2 separate regions of the Mus musculus genome follow, and region 2 is linked to region 1. A link is a loop called in an ENCODE intact Hi-C map of the cell type or tissue named here. Cell type or tissue: left cerebral cortex. All regions are shown on one strand.

Region 1 (8,000 bases):
CTAGAATTAAAATTTTACTACATGTGCCCGATGAAAATTTTCCTAACAGATTTTTTTTTTTTAATTTAAAGTATTTGAGTGTATTGTTTGCTTACTATACCTCACACTTTAGATTATGAAAACAACTAGGTAAATTCTCTTAGGATACCATGAAAAAATAGATATACTATCCGTGAAGGAATATAACTCTTTGTTTCCTATATGTACCTTTGACTTTTTATTTATTTTTTCGCAGAACTTGGAATTAATTTTGATCACATATGGCAGAAAACCTTGACGGTGCTAAACCCAATGAAGCCAGCAGATGGCAGCATCATGAATGAAACGGATCTCACAGGACCCATCCTTTTCTGTGTGGCTCTGGGAGCCACATTGCTTATGGTATCTTCCGACAGCCAAACTGACATTTCTTGACTTGTCTTTATGAGTGCTACTTTTGAAGAGATCTCTAGAAAAAAAAAAACAGAAGAAATTTGCTTTTTCTCATGCCTTAGGATATGACCTTGTATCCCATCACATTAACAAATAGGTATAGAGATACATGACAATAACGCCAGTACTCGGAACCATGGTGCTTCCTAGTCAGCAGTCCAGCCATTCCATGGTTAGATACAGAAGGTAGGCTCAGTTAAACAGCCTCTCTCAGCACACATACATGAATATGTACATACAAATGCATACACACATGAAGACCCCTATACACACACACACACACACACACACACACACACACACACAAGTAGTTTCTTCTAATGCAGCTATATATTTCAAATGTGGTTTAAAAAGTATGTGTGACTACATACGTGATTTCTTACCCTTTGTTAAATTTAAAATACTACCCAGTCAGGGTACTGAATGCAATCTAGTTTCGGAGTGACCAGTGATCACATTCTTTTCCTCCTATATAACAGCCAGCGATAACAAGCTCCCTCCTTTTAGCACAAATAAAACGCCAACACTGTCTAACTCAAACCCTGTCAACCAGAGTGCCCACTTATTCTCAGGGCTCCCTTCTCTTTTTTACAGTAATGTGTTAGTCTTGATTCAGCTACTATGTAAGGCCATGGCAATTAATCAAATAGTCAGAAACAATCAATATAGTATATTAACCCATCTTTCTCTTGCAAGTCATTTGTAATATAACAACTGTTTGTTTCTCTGTGGAATATGTTACGAATACCATCTCTTAAAGGACAGTGGTGCTAGTGTCATCATCAAGATCACTCTTGGATGCATAAAGCTAGTAGGAGTTATTTAAGTACCTTCTCTTGCCTGTCATTCCAACCCTGAGGAGATGGGCATATAAAGTACACGCATCTGACCAGACCGAACTATTTAACAAGATCCCGTCTCATAAAAGAAGACTGGAATGTAGGTCAGTGGTAGAGCTGGTACTCAAAGTCTACGAGGTCTGGAACTTGATCCTCTGAACTACAGGGAGCTTTGGTTAGCATTTGAATCGAAGAACACTAAGCATTTTAGATCAAGATGAACTAATAAAAATCAATTGTCTAGGTAGGGTTTAGACATTTGAGGTAAAAACCCAGACACCTTATTTTCCATTTCAATATTAAACCTTTCTTAGCATTTGAAACAAACTCTTAAAATAACATTATTAGTGATACTAACTGTAAATTTCTAAGACTGTAGTAGATGTTTTATTCTTCTCATCAATCATTCAGCTATGCAGTAAATATGGGGCAAAAAGAGTTTCACTCCTGTCACACTCTATAGGTAATGCTTGGTTTAAAAAGCTACACTGGCAATACTTCCTATTTTTGTAGCATGACTAGCCTGTCCCAAATTGTATATATGTATATAAATACACATATATAATTTAATTATATGTAATAGATACATGTTATCAAGGTGTTTATTTTGGAGATTATAATTCTTGTTATAGGCGGTGGGTTTTTTATACTTTAACCAGAATCCTCAGTGACCTGGTGATGTATCTACTATGATATTCAGTAGCATCTAGTACACTTTCAAATGTTTTGATTTCTAATTTTTTTCTTTGCGTTGCTTCAGGCTGGAAAAGCCCAGTTTGGTTATGTATACGGCATGAGTGCCATTGGCTGCCTTGGGATTCACGCCTTACTGAACTTGATGAGCAACTCCGGGGTGTCATATGGCTGTGTGGCCAGTGTGCTGGGATACTGCTTGCTCCCCATGGTCCTCTTGTCCAGCTGTGCAGTCTTCTTTTCACTGCAGTAAGTGTCTGTGCTAAATGATCCCGCATGCACAATCTTTGTCCATGCCTGCCAGACCAGGAAAATCAGGAAGGTTTCTTAACATTTTGTCAATGGAAATGGAAGGATTATGCTTATTAAAAGCTACACATATATTCGGGGGTGGGGGTGGGAAAGTAGGTCAATTTGGCTGGGGAGCTGCTCCTATTTAACTAGTTTAAAAAATAAATCCAACCATGTAATATTTAAAACTTGTACCTTTAAGTTGTCACATTCTTCAATATAAACTATTGGCATGGGTAATATAACAACTGAAGGAAATTCACTTATTTGATTTTGGAAGAGTAAATGCCTGCTGAATTCTGACAAATTACTTCAGTGCCCAGGCATCTGCCTTCTGGGCTAGAAAGAACTGCTATTTCTCAGCTGGGCTCCTCACAGCAGAGGACTCACAGGAACCCTGATGAGGATATTAATTCTGGAGAACTTAACAGCATACAGGCTCAGTCAATACAAGTTTTGCCTTTTCTTTCTTCATTTAGGCAGCTGGCATTTGCAATTCTAAACTATCCATAAGGATACTTAGAGGTGTTTCCCACAGCACTTTCCCAAGGCTCTTGCATAATGCTAGCACTCAGTGATGGCAAGCAACAAACTCGAAGTTACCTGCTTGTCCACAAAACATGTAGAAATAAACCCTTACCCTTGTGCTCATTCTTTCATGGCCAAAGGAGATGTAATTTGCGCTTTCTTCTGGGATGATGCAGGACATAGGTTGTTAATGCTACACTGGAAGGGATATTGTCGTATGAGAGCCTATTCGTTCGAAGACAATATGGTTAAAGAAGCAAAAACGTATGATATTCTTGCTATCCCAAATAGTTATCTTTATGAAATTACTGAGAGTGATTTAAACATGCTCATTTTGCTTGATATGGCCTCCTTTTTTTATTATAACACTCTTGAGAATTACTGGAACCAAACACTGCTTTATCAGTGAGTACTCAGATTTAACAAAAGAATATGACAGGAAATGGACAATGTGAATGCATAGATAGAACCAGTTATGCTTACTCAGTTCTAGCCACAGACAGATACTGCATTTTGTATAACTGTTTGCTCTAGCAGGTTGCTCTGCTTACAGAGCTGTGCTCTATACAGAAGTTTGACAACTTTGTCTGATTGATTTTGCAAAATAATAACACTGTGGTGTACCATCTTTTTTGGTAAGAGTATTTTCAGTGTCTTCGGTATTTAGAGCATCTTAAATGATTTGGGTGCTAGGGACAAAGAGAAGACTGTTCATGTAAATTAGATTTGGAAAACCACTACATGTTTAGACATTTTTTTTTCATCCTGAAATCATAAAGGAAATTGAGTGTGAGCATCTCACAAGCGTTATGAAGTACTTGAGAAAGTCATGTTTAAAGAGGAGATATTTGTTTTGGCTCTCAGTTTAGAACAGGCTTGCTAAATTTCTTCTGTGGAGAGGTCGATATGGTGATAAGGAAAGTGTGATGGAAGAGACAGCTGCTCAGCCTGGAGGAAAGAGAACAAGTTGCAGGGGTTGGTGGGCCAAACTTCTTCCCTCTAGGTTCTGCCTCCAACGTTGTTAGCGGCCACCACATCCAGCTAGAGCTACCAATGAAATGTTTAGCCACTAGACTTTGTTAAAATCCAAAGTCACAATACACAAAACTCAGAAATACATTACATGAAACAGGAATAAAATAGGAAATGTCAATAAATGAGACTGATGATTACCACGACTTCTGCTTTTGCTTATTCTAGATTTACCAAAGTGTAAAAAGATCAGTCCTGAACAGCAGATTTGAATAAAATATTTTCTGGCTGCCTGAGGCCCTGTAAGCTCCTTCAGGTAGTCAATCTCCTTTGCAAATGGAGACTGATGCTCTGAACAGATGCACCACCTGCACTTCACAGGTAGTTCTGATTCAGCCCCCTCCCCCCACCCTTCAGGCATAAGGCATCTGTCATCTTTGTCTCTCCTACAGGGGTACCATAGGAACCATGTCAGCCCTGCTCATCATTACCTGGTGCAGTCTCTCAGCTTCTAAGATCTTCATTTCGGCCTTGGCCATGGAAGGACAGCAGCTTCTTGTCGCTTACCCCTGTGCCTTACTTTATGGACTCTTTGCCCTTCTGACCGTTTTCTAAAGACTGCTTGAAGTGACTTTGCAAGATCCTACCTGTTGGCTCTTCAGATTTTTCTGGAAGTGCATTTCCATTCAAATCCTGTGAGATAACTTCCGTGTTATTTCTGTTGCGAGAATATTAAGCAGAGAGACAAGACAGTGCTCAATGATAGTTCTCTACTAGCCTGTTGGTGGGGATGATGTTTTGATTTTTTTTTAGCCTGGAGCATTAAAACAGTTAAAATGTTTTGAAATATTAAGAGATACAGTCTTGGTGCTGATGAATGCTGTTTTTCTCAATAGACATGCTTCTGAGAAATTGTAAGCAAAATACCATCTTATGCTTAACATTTATTAACTCTATAATAAATATTTTTCAAAAACTTTCATAACTCTGTATGTGGTTAAAAGTTACAGTTTGGCACCTTTGGAGAGTTCAGAGGTTTTATCTATCCGGAGTCAAAGAAATCCCTTAATTTACCTTAACAGCTGTTATTCGGTGTCATTTAGATAATGTATTGGCTCAACACATTTTCAGATTCTCACTTCCCTCTCATCTGATCTAAATGCTAGGGTCTATTACTACATCTCTCCCTTGCATATATCCTAAGTAATTTTGCTATATTCTCTCTAAATAGATAAATGTACCTACAGAAAATTCCACCCATTTTGTATTAATGCTATTGAAGTTTTTGAAATAGTTCTCAGCACTGCCCTTTAATCCTTATACTACATTTTGGTTTGAAATTTGTTTTCCTACTCAGATGACCAAATAACACCAATGCTTTACTGCTCAAGTCTCTAATCTTTCTTCCTCCCGTATCTGTTATTTTGGTCCTATTTTCATGAAAGCCATAAGCATGTAGATCACTACTGCATCTTCCCACCGTACGAGAGATTCTACTGATGTCTACTTTGTTTCCCTGTTATCGCCTTCTTCTCTCCACATCTCTCTTCCCTCAACCTTCATTCTCAAAAGCACATGAACATTATCTACTGCCCCCTAACTCAAAAATTTCACGTGTGACCTATTTCTCTAGCCTACTGTATAGAAAAAAAAACTTTTGAAAGGGTTGCCTTATATCTGAATCTACCTTATTATTTTTTTACTCTTCCTGGTCATCTGGGCAGGAAGTTTCATCCTGTTACCATGACAACCTTTGTCAAATGGGTTATGACATGCCACACTACATCCAAGTATTTTTCAATTTCATCTCATTTGGTAAGTGGTATTGGCTTGGTCTTTTTGCCAGTTTCTGGCTTAGTGTTGTACTTCATCCTATATCTTTCACATGGATTTCCAATAGCCAATTCTCTTAGCCCTCTCCCCTTGGCTTGTCTTTCTTCTACCTTTAAATCATAAATCTAATATTAAGTTATTACCTGTGATAATTCAGTTAAATGGCTTTCAAATATAGTGACTCCAAGATTCCATCTGTATTGACTTCCTTGAACTCCTGGTATCTATACAATTTACACTTAATATCTACATTTGATTTTTCACATGATATCTCCTATATGTTATGTGATATGATAAGCTCATAATCCCTTGATTTCTATCCTGCCTTCCTCATTTTTCTTTAGAATCTTTTTACTTTTGTGGTAAGTGGAGTCTTGATCACTTTTGGTTTTCACCAACATCTTGTGCAATATTTGATTTAGCCTATCCTGAAAATACGTTTTAAATGTGACAGTCTCTCAAGAGCTCTTTGGATAGGATACCAAGTGTTTCTTCAAAGGTCTTTTGTGCGTCAGGCTTCCTTCTCAGACTGCACTTTCAGTGAGACATGATTGGATCATGAGGTCAGGGACATAATCAATGAACGGATGCATCGGTGAATTCTTAATCCGATGATGTCGCTGGGAGGAGATAGAAAGCAGGAGATTGGGCCAGCTTGGAAGAAGAAGATCACAGAGGTTTTGCCTTTAAATGATGTTTCTAATCTGTGCCCCCTGTTTGTCAGTTTGGAGTGAACTTCTCTGCTCTGCCACATATTCCTCACTAGGACTTTCTTTGTGTCTTACCCCACATAGGCATAGAATTGATGGGGCAAACTTTGAGTCCAAAACAAGTTTTTCTTTTCTAAAGTTGTTTGCTCAGCTCTCTTACCAAAGTTACAAAAAGTGACTGACACAAGCTCTTTCCCAGCCAGCATGGAACTGCTGGCTAAAGGAAATGGTCTACTCGCTGATTCTTTCCCTTATGCATTCTCTGCAGCAGGTTTCTTTATACACATAGGATGTTAGAGCCTTTGAATATGTATATTTATTTATGGTCAGGCCAACCCAAGGCCCTTTTATGACATTCATTTGTACTTACAGCCCCCCCTCCCCCAACCTCTTTTTCACAACCCACATGCTTTCTAGTCAAAGTCCGGCCCTTGGAATAACAGATAGCATTCTCTGGAATCCCGTTAAGAGTTGTAAATCTCTGGCCCAGCCCCAGAACTTCTGAATCTGAGTTTGCATTTTAACAAGATCCCAGATGAATTAGATGCACAGTAAATTTTTAAAGCGCTTGCCGGCATGACCTGGCCTTGTGACATGCTTTGCCTTCTTAACGTCACACCTGCTCTTCAGTTCCCTCTTCACTGTTCTCACTTTTGCTCTCACACTACACAGTTTATCGCCTCTGAAGCCTCATATTTACTCGGTTTACCTGCGGCTTGCTTCTGTCAGACATTACATATGATCCAGCTCTGTATTCATGCCACTTCCTCATCTGAGACTGTACATTGTTGTTCTTCTACTAACACACATTCCACTCAGCCTCACCCTATTAACTCTCCTCTGTTGCACACTAGGGTAATTAAAGTGGTTTAATCTCATATACCTCCATTTCTTTACTTCTATGCTCTCTCTCCTCATCCAGAAGATAAAAATGTTGAAGCCAAACTCCTTATCCCAGAAACAATATTCCTGGAAGTTTATTTCTGTTTCTGTTTTTTAAAACTACTTTTCGTTGCTCTTTGAAATTTTCTATTTCTATTTATGGGGTGAATGAATGAATGAATGAATGAATGAATAAGGGAAAGATTGACACAGTGATTGGAAATTAATACCTATGATAAATAAGACAACTGAAGCTGAGCGGTGAGTGTGGGAAGACTAGACAAGAAAAGCAAATAAACAGTAAGCAAACAAGCAGGATAATTACTAAAGTATGAGCATGCTCACATGCAAGCCTGTGGAAAGGAAGTCAGGATGGCGGAGGAGTTGAATTGTTGCCGTTTGTTTAATAATCCATTAGTAGACAAGTTAATTAAGTGTTGAGTTTTCTTTTGATTTTTGGTTTTGATTTTTAGCTTCATTATTCGTTTATTCGCTTTACATCTCGATTGCAAGCCCTACTTCTGCTCCTCCTAGTCCCACCCTTACAGATCCTTCCTTCAATAACCCCTCTCCTTCGCCTCTGAAAAGGGGAATCCTTGCTTGGGTACCAACCTATCTTGGGACATCTATCTCCAACAAGACTAAGCCTAGCCTCTCCCTCTGACCAAACAGTCCAGTCTGGTAGAAGGGGCTCCAAAAGCAGGCAACAGAGTCAGAGAGAGCCTCCACCTCAGTTGTTAGGGAACCCATACAAAGACCAAGCTGCACATCTGCTCGTTTGTGTGGGGAGGCCTAGGTCCAGCCCCTGCATACTTGTTGT
Region 2 (8,000 bases), 1.4 Mb after region 1:
ACAATATGGAATTGTCAAAGATGATTAAACATTAATAATTTATATTGCTTAACATTGAACACCTCTAAAACAAACAAACAACAAAAACAAAAAAAGAGCACAGAAGTAAAACTAAATGATACACTACAAATGCTGAACTGCAGCCAATGAGTCTTTTGAAGGCCAATGCAACCTCTAGGTGTCAGAAATTAAAGATCTTGGGAAAGGCCCTGGAAGTGGAAATAACATGCAACACAAACCACAAGCTTCAATATGGTCTCTTTATGTCTAGGATTATAGTCTGTATCCATAGGGACTGGGAGCAGGTAAAAAAGCCTAACCCTTGTGCATCTAGTTTAGCATCTAAAGCATTCAACTGAAATACAAGGCAGATAATACAAGTTGTCCAGAAATTATAAGCAACCCATTTCATAGTTGCCTGTAAAACATATGTACCCTTAAGACATGCCACAACCCCACTGCAAACCCCCTTGTCAATACTAATGATCAAATCCAGAACTTGAGCATGCCATATAATCATACTGCAACTGAAGAACACCATCAGTGCTTTCTTGTTTTTAAGACAGCATCTTAATAAAACAAACCAACATGGTGTCAGATTCAAGATGGCTCTGTCTCCACCTGCAGAGCACCTGGGATTATAGGTGTAGACCACCATGTCTGGTAAGGATTTGTATTTTTTTACGAGTTCAGATGAAATCAGTTCACCTTCAAGAAAATGGCACGTAATTCAATTACCTTTCCTCACCATGTAAATGCCACTGATACTCAAATTTAGCATTTTAAGCTGCATTCTTTCCAACAATGAAAAAATCTCAAATTACAGCCAGCTTGGCTGAGGGGCTTGGCACGTGCCTGTAGTCCCTGCAGTCAAGGTGGAGGCAGGAGGATCATCCTCAGTGACATAACAAGTTCAAGTCTAGCCTGGGCTACAGGAGACTCCACCTTGATAAAATAAATCTATTCTTTCTCTCTCTCTCTCTCTCTCTCTCTCTCTCTCTCTCTCTCTCTCTCTCCCTCCCTCCCTTCCTATCTCCCTCTTCCTCTCCATCTTTCTCCCCCCCACACACAAATGAAATAAGTGACAGGAATATTTTTGTGTGTTATAAATATGAGTTGGGGAGGAAGAGAGGAAGAAGTTTACAAACAAAGTTTGAGATCATTCAGATCACTAAGATGTGATGAGCTTTACCTCCCCACCCCCCAAGGAAAATCCAATAATAAAAAGAAAACAAAGATGACCATACATAAAACAAAAACAAAAAAAAAAATAAGAAAGTAGAACTACTTCTAAACAGGTCCACAATCTGTTTCCTATTAACGTTTTTTTTTCCCTGCCTCTGACAGGTGGGCAAGAGGGGAGGTTGAACCATTTAAGAACCCTTATTAAAGTTGGTTTTGAAAAGTCTAAGCCTACAGGGTCCATCACCTTTTATAAGGGCAATAAATATTTCACACTAGGTTTGCAACTGGGATCTCAAAGGCTAGCATGCAGAGCATAGTCCTTTGAGTAAAACAGCCACTATATTCATGAAGTCAGCTGCACTGTTTGCAAGAGCGCATCACCAAGTGCTTGATATTCCCTCACAGAAAGATGGGTCAGTTGAGCCACAGAGATTCTAGTCCCTCTCCCAGCCATTTATATGAAAGTATGCCCTAAGACACACAGCCTACATTTTGGGGAGGTCATCGAGTATATAGTCTGAGGAAGGTTAACAGAAAAGGGCTCCAGTTTTGTGGGTTGGGATTTTCTTAGCCAGAGCCTGTAATCCTAGCCCAAGATCTAAACTATGCTTCTTTTTACTGGATGTACTTTGTAAAAGAACAACAAAACAATAGCAACAAACAACTTCTCTTCATTTCTCCATGGTTTCTCCATATATAAAGAGATTCTGTAGGGTTACTCCTAATCTTGAAGAGATTTGGTGCACCAGGGTTGGGGGATACCTAGGGGAGATAAGGGTAGCAGGGATGGATGGAGTTCTACCAGATGGGGGGACAGGGGAGGCAGTGTTTGGTATGTAAATTTAAAAAAGAGATTCCATTCTTAATATAAATGTAAACTTGTCCTGGAACTTCTACTCTGTCAATCTCTGCATTTTTATTTATATAACAATGTGCTCTTTGGACATAACTGGGTAGAGTGTGAAGACTACTTCAGTGTATATGAAAAGGGCAGATACGGAAATTATGATTTTTAAAGACCACATCACAAACACATTAAAGAGTGCTAAATTGAGAAAATTCAATGTTTTGATATAAAGTCATCAAAATGGAGAAGATTAGAAAAGAAAAATGAGGGGGTTGGAAAGATTGCTCAGTTGTTAAGTGCTTCATATGCAAGTATGACAAACACAGTGGATTTCCAGAACTCATATGTTTTAGTTAATGATTAGCTGTCAACATGGTACAGCCTAGCATACTCTGAAAGGCTAGAAATTGCCTAGTTCAGTCTCTTTGTTTGGTATGATGGCTATTCCTGGTTGTCAACATGACTACATCTGGAATGAGCAACAATTCAGAAATGGAAAGCACACCTGTTGCCAAGCACACTCCAGTGAAGTCTGCTTGACAGGCTGAGAAGCCTGGGAGCACTCACGAGGCATAGAGTTTCAAAAGGAACTCACCTCCTGGAGCTTTGGCATTCTCATAACCCGTATACTCACACCCTATCCCTGCGTTAGTCTAGTGTATGGATCCACATGCTCTCTTTTAGTACTATTTTATTATAAGTGCCTTTTAAGATTGAATTCTGACAAAGCTAAGCCTTCGCCAGTGTTCCAAAGTCCTAGAAAATGCTTGAAGCCGAGGAGCTTGGTAGAGACAGTGAAACTAATTAAGCAATACAAAAGATGGAGACAGCAGCTCAGGGCTGGTCTGCAGAGTGTTGACTAAGTATAGTAGCCAATCTCAAACAAGGGAATACCATGAAAGAGCTAGGGAATCCCACTGAGATAGAAATCTTCAGTACAGGTTACATTGCATATTAGAAGCAAGTTGGTGAATTCTTCTGACAAATGGAGATTCTCCAGATACTTAAAAGAACAGCCAAGATATAAGAATTTATCAAGGTCTAGGAAATAGGGGGGTTGTGGTATTGCATTATTCATGAGAAGATCTGCTAAGAGCAGAACCCCCTAGTGCTAGCCATCACAAGGCTCAAAGGAGTAGCCAAAATTCTGACTAAGGGTGTGAAATCCTACCTGTCATTAAGCTGACCCTAGGCAGGACTGCTTTATCTTTACTGTAAACATTTACCTGGTTCCTGTAAGTCCCTTTGTAGTCATTCCTTTGTTTGGTGTCAGGTAACTTCAATGTACTTTGCCCGCTGTGACTTCCTACCCCTTTTATTTTCTGAGCTATATAAGACTGGTGTTCACTTTGTAACATTACATTCAGATTCTACACAATTTCCTGTGTGCATCTGTCTGTCATTCCCGCCGACTCCTTGCCCATCTGCACCCAGAGACCTGTCCACGCAGACAAAAGGGACCCAGAGGGTCTGCAGCAACCTGTTATCCAGTTCTTGAGGTTGGAAGACACAGGCTTCTGTGCCCAGATCTTGACATGGAGATCTTGAGGCATAGTGGCCATGAAAAGCTTGGACCCAGGCAAAGTAGAAGATGTTAATTCCAGGAGACTGAGGCAAGCAGATCTCTGATTTCAAGGTCAGTCTAGGACACAAAGCAAGTTCTAGATCCAGGAGTGGTACATACCTTTAATCTGGGCCATACTTTCTGTTGGAGTCCTACATAAAAACATAAAGACATAAAGACACTGGAAGAAGGAAGACTACTTGCACTGACTTGCCAGCACATCTGTTGGGACCTACTTCTATGGAAGACCTGATGAAACAACTAGCCTGTGGGACCAAGCAATGACTAGGTTTTGAACTTCCCACTCACAGCTATCAATTGTTGGGTTAGTTGAACTGCAAACTGTAAATCATTACAATAAATTCCCCTAATATAGAGAGACATTATATAAGTTCTGTGACTCTAGAAAACTCTAATACAGTTGGCATGTCTGTGAGGTGTACCATGATTGCTAATTGATAAGGAGGAATTAGCCCACTGTGAGCATCACCATTCCTAGGCAGGTAATGTGTGTGTGTGTGTGTGTGTGTGTGTGTGTGTGTGTGTGTGTAGTTTCTCCAAAGAAACCAGAAATATCCACTTCAGGACCCAGTAAGTTCTTGTGTGAAAAATATTCGCCAGGGTACCTGTTACAGCATATTAAGTAAATGCGAGCTCTAAAATATCTGTTAACCTCTTCTACTTTAAAATGAGAGTTTGGGATAATGGGGGAAATCTCTACTTGGTGAGGTCCTGGTGTCATAATGACTAAAGAACTAAGATTAGGTCCCCAGAACTACAGGAAGAAGGTGCACATGGGTATGAGTCTCCTGGAATCCCTTCAACGTGACTGTTCATTAATAAACCTACTTTTGCTCCATAACAAAAAAGCAAAGTAGTATTATACACTTCTTACCTTAGTGTTGGCAGAGTTGAATGAAACAGATCTCCAGAACTCACTGGCTAGCAGATCTAGCCAATTTGTAAGTGCTAGGCTAAGTTAAAGACCCTGTCTCAAAAAATAAGGTATAGAATGATAGAAAGGTCACAGATGCACATCCAGCCTCCTTACGATCACGTTGTTTCTTCTAGGAGCTACTGAAGCCTGAGAGGGGCTGCCACATCTTTTGAGCAAGTCCCAGACTCAGAATGCACAGGCTGACCTTGAACTCAGGAACCTGCCTGCATTTAAATGTGCATGGTTTTATATCTTTATGACAAGGTGGCTCATAGTGCAGCTGCCTATGTTCCTTCAAATCTGTGAAGCCCCTTATACAATTCATATTGCATCCTTATATTTTGCACAGTTGAGAAATTGAATATTTTTGAACTCATGTTTTCAGCATTCCTTCTCACAGCCTTAAGGGCTATCCTGAAGGTCACAGTATGCCACCATTTTGCTGAGACATAGACATGCTCTCACCTCCCCGATCTCTGATTATCACAGAGTTATTAACCTCGCCAGAGAGGTCATACTTGGAGGAACATGAACAAAATACAGACACTGTTACACAGACAAGCCTTACACCACAGCAACCAACAACATTGTGGGGGCCCACACCCTGCTGTCTCTGTTCCAGGGACAAGAAACCATGTCATACTGTCCCTTATGTGGCCATGCCAGACTGGGCAAGTCAGGGCACAACCTGTGTGAGTATATATGATTTAGGCCCAACAAAATCAGAATTTGCCAACCTGTTTTGTGTATGAAGTAAACTTCAAATATTTTAAATTTCTCATAAATGGCAGAAAAGAAGAATAAATATAATTTAAGTCTATTACATGACATTATCTACATAAAAGGCACTGGACCTATGGATGATCATTTCCTGTTAATATAGAGTGCTTGTACATGCATATCATTTAAGGTATAAATGACATACAAGACAGTTGAGACAAAAAACTGGCTACCCACAACAGGAGTCTAAGTTAATCTGTGTAGGATTAAGGTAAAGGAAGAGATATAAACAACATTCAGGAAGACATAACACACTTATGATTTAAGAGATTGTGACGAAAGATGTTCATATTATGGTAAGGCAGAGATGCAAGCCTATATATCCACATTGTAATCTACTGACAGTCCACTAATGCACTGGCTTAAAATTTGTGGTATTTACTGACGATTATACTTTTATACAAGCAACATATTATTTTGGCAACTTTGGTAATTGCAATTGTGTACATATATCACAGAGTCATCTTTATAACATCATAATTAAGGATGCTAGCTCTCTATAATAAATCTACATGCAGTATTTCTGAGTTTGCTTTATAAATTCACAAGGAAAGGATTATTTGACTACAATTTTGGGACAAAAAAATAAAACTTGATCACACACACACACACACACACACACACACACACAAATCTATAGGCTTACTAGAATTATATAGTACATCTTCAAAATGCACAGAATATTTATACATCAAAATTTCTTCCCACACATTAAAAACACAAGTTAGAAAATCTAGGATGATTTATTCTCCAAGCAACTTTAAGTCAAAGTTAAAGATGACTTATTAAGGTCATAAAATCACACTGGATGTTGAAATTTATGGCTTTGCTTTGTTCCCTGTCATTTTGTAACCAAAGCTATTTCTACCCTGCCATAATGTGTACTTTTAATCAGACAGGATTAGCCACAGCAGGGCAAACCGCAAGTCATGAGGACAGAGGACTATAACTCTATGTAAGTAATGGGTTTCTATGGTGCTCCATCTAAATCAAGATTTATTCACCAAATTTTCTACTTCTCTTTCTTAGTAATTTTTCCTCTAAGGAAATCATTTTGACCCCTAAATTTCATCCTTAAAAACATAATTTTAAATGTGTGATTTACCTGCATACTTTGAATGCAACAAACATTAGGCAAAAAGCAAAATCAAACAAACAACAACAAAAACTATATACTCTTGACTTATTAAAAAATTTCTCTTGGATAAAGCAGCATGATAAAGAAATCTAAAGGCCTGAGCAGTTTCATAGTTCAGGCGTCTGCATCTGCTTTAGGCTGGAGGTACCAGTTAAAGCCTTTGTCTGCATCACTCCCCAGTACCATAGTTTGCTTTGAAGCAACTCAGGGTCCTCACAGTCAATAAAATTTTGTCATGATATGGTTGTAAAATTCTTGATCTTATAATCCTATCGACAACTCTTCTAATTCTTCAAAGATGATGTTCTGTTTAATTGATTAAATTATCAGAGGTATAATTGTTCTTCCTCTCCTTAAATGAGAAAGATCATCAAACATTTGAAGTGTCATTGCCTGATTTACTAATTCATTTTATTAATGCGAAGAGCAGCATACCTATACTATGAATTCTCATTCAGGTTCTAATGCACTCTCGGTTTAACAAGACTCATACAACCTGTGGCTTTTCCCCAATGCTCAGCTGTCTGCCCCATGCATGGTTTTCCTGAGCAACGATGGGAACCTAGCGCTGCCTAGTGGTCAATGGTTAGTAGTGATGATAACTTTTTCTGGCAAAGTCTAAAACAATAGAAAGAAAAATTACTCAGCCTTTCTTTTCTCTCTAAACAAAAGAAGCACCTTAAATGAACCATCTCTACATTTGAAAACATATATGTAAAAATATGTTTACAATTATAACAAAATTATCTTGTGAAAATTGTCCAAAGCAGAGACTTTGAAATGCATTGCTGAACAGCTTTTGTGTTCTTATCTGTTCTGTGTTGTTCTGAGAACACAATTCCACAGCAGCAATATTTTATATCCAGAATTATCTATGAAGTGAACCATAGCTTGAAATATTAATGTCTGACAATGAGGAATCATTGGTACTGTTTTTGCCTTGGATGAAGAAACATGATGCTAGGTAGGAAGGACTAAATAAAACACTGCAATATTTTTATGTATATGGCACAGATGTTCATAAAGTTCATAAGATGGGGAAGATTATGAGTGAAAGACTGAGAAATCACTTGGAAAGTGCAAATGCAGGATTAGCCTTCTGCATAAAAACACAACAAGAAGAACACTGAGAAGCCATGAACCCAAGACTTATGAACCCATGAACCCTTGAGCCATAGCCCACAGAGCTATGCTGTGATTCCCTCACATGCCATCTCCTTGTGGGATCCCTTAAACTATAAAAACAAACCCAGAGGGATGTGTGTGTGTGTGTGTGTGTGTGTGTGTGTGTGTGTACAAACAATAGTACAACAGAGGCAGATTCCTGGGCATTGATTACTAGTCAACCCAGCCTACTTTGTGATTTTCAGGTAAAGGAGAGACCCTTTCTTAAAGATGGACAGTGGCTAAGGAATGACATCCAACATTGACATCTGGCCTTCACACGCACACATTCATACATTTGTAAACACAGGCATGCCCACACACAGGCACACAAGCAACTCATTCACTCCCAGATGGAATGACAGTAAGGATGAAACTTTATTTA

What was found. Hi-C counts contacts between places; a loop is a spot of excess contacts. Peaks named below come from ENCODE experiments on the same cell type or tissue, not always from the same donor. Only the 100,000 strongest peaks of a DNase experiment are listed, where the experiment ranks them.
Region 2: it touches region 1 in a loop (4-fold over the local background); 14 of 42 quality-filtered maps call a loop at or near these places.

Annotation. Positions count from the first base shown.
Region 1 is chr5:69,513,406-69,521,405 of GRCm38, reverse strand. It overlaps Yipf7 (Yip1 domain family, member 7), which reads left to right. Exons shown (of 6, transcript NM_023784.5): 4 at 236-381; 5 at 2,032-2,213; 6 at 4,208-4,736. The coding sequence ends at 4,370. Among named protein-coding and RNA genes, the nearest start is that of Yipf7, 25 kb to the left of the region's middle. In left cerebral cortex, a CTCF peak has its summit at 283 (motif pointing right); a DNase peak (open chromatin) is centred at 312.
Region 2 is chr5:68,127,621-68,135,620 of GRCm38, reverse strand. All of the region lies in intron 2 of Grxcr1 (glutaredoxin, cysteine rich 1), which reads right to left. Among named protein-coding and RNA genes, the nearest start is that of Grxcr1, 100 kb to the right of the region's middle. In left cerebral cortex, a CTCF peak has its summit at 7,032; a DNase peak (open chromatin) is centred at 7,002.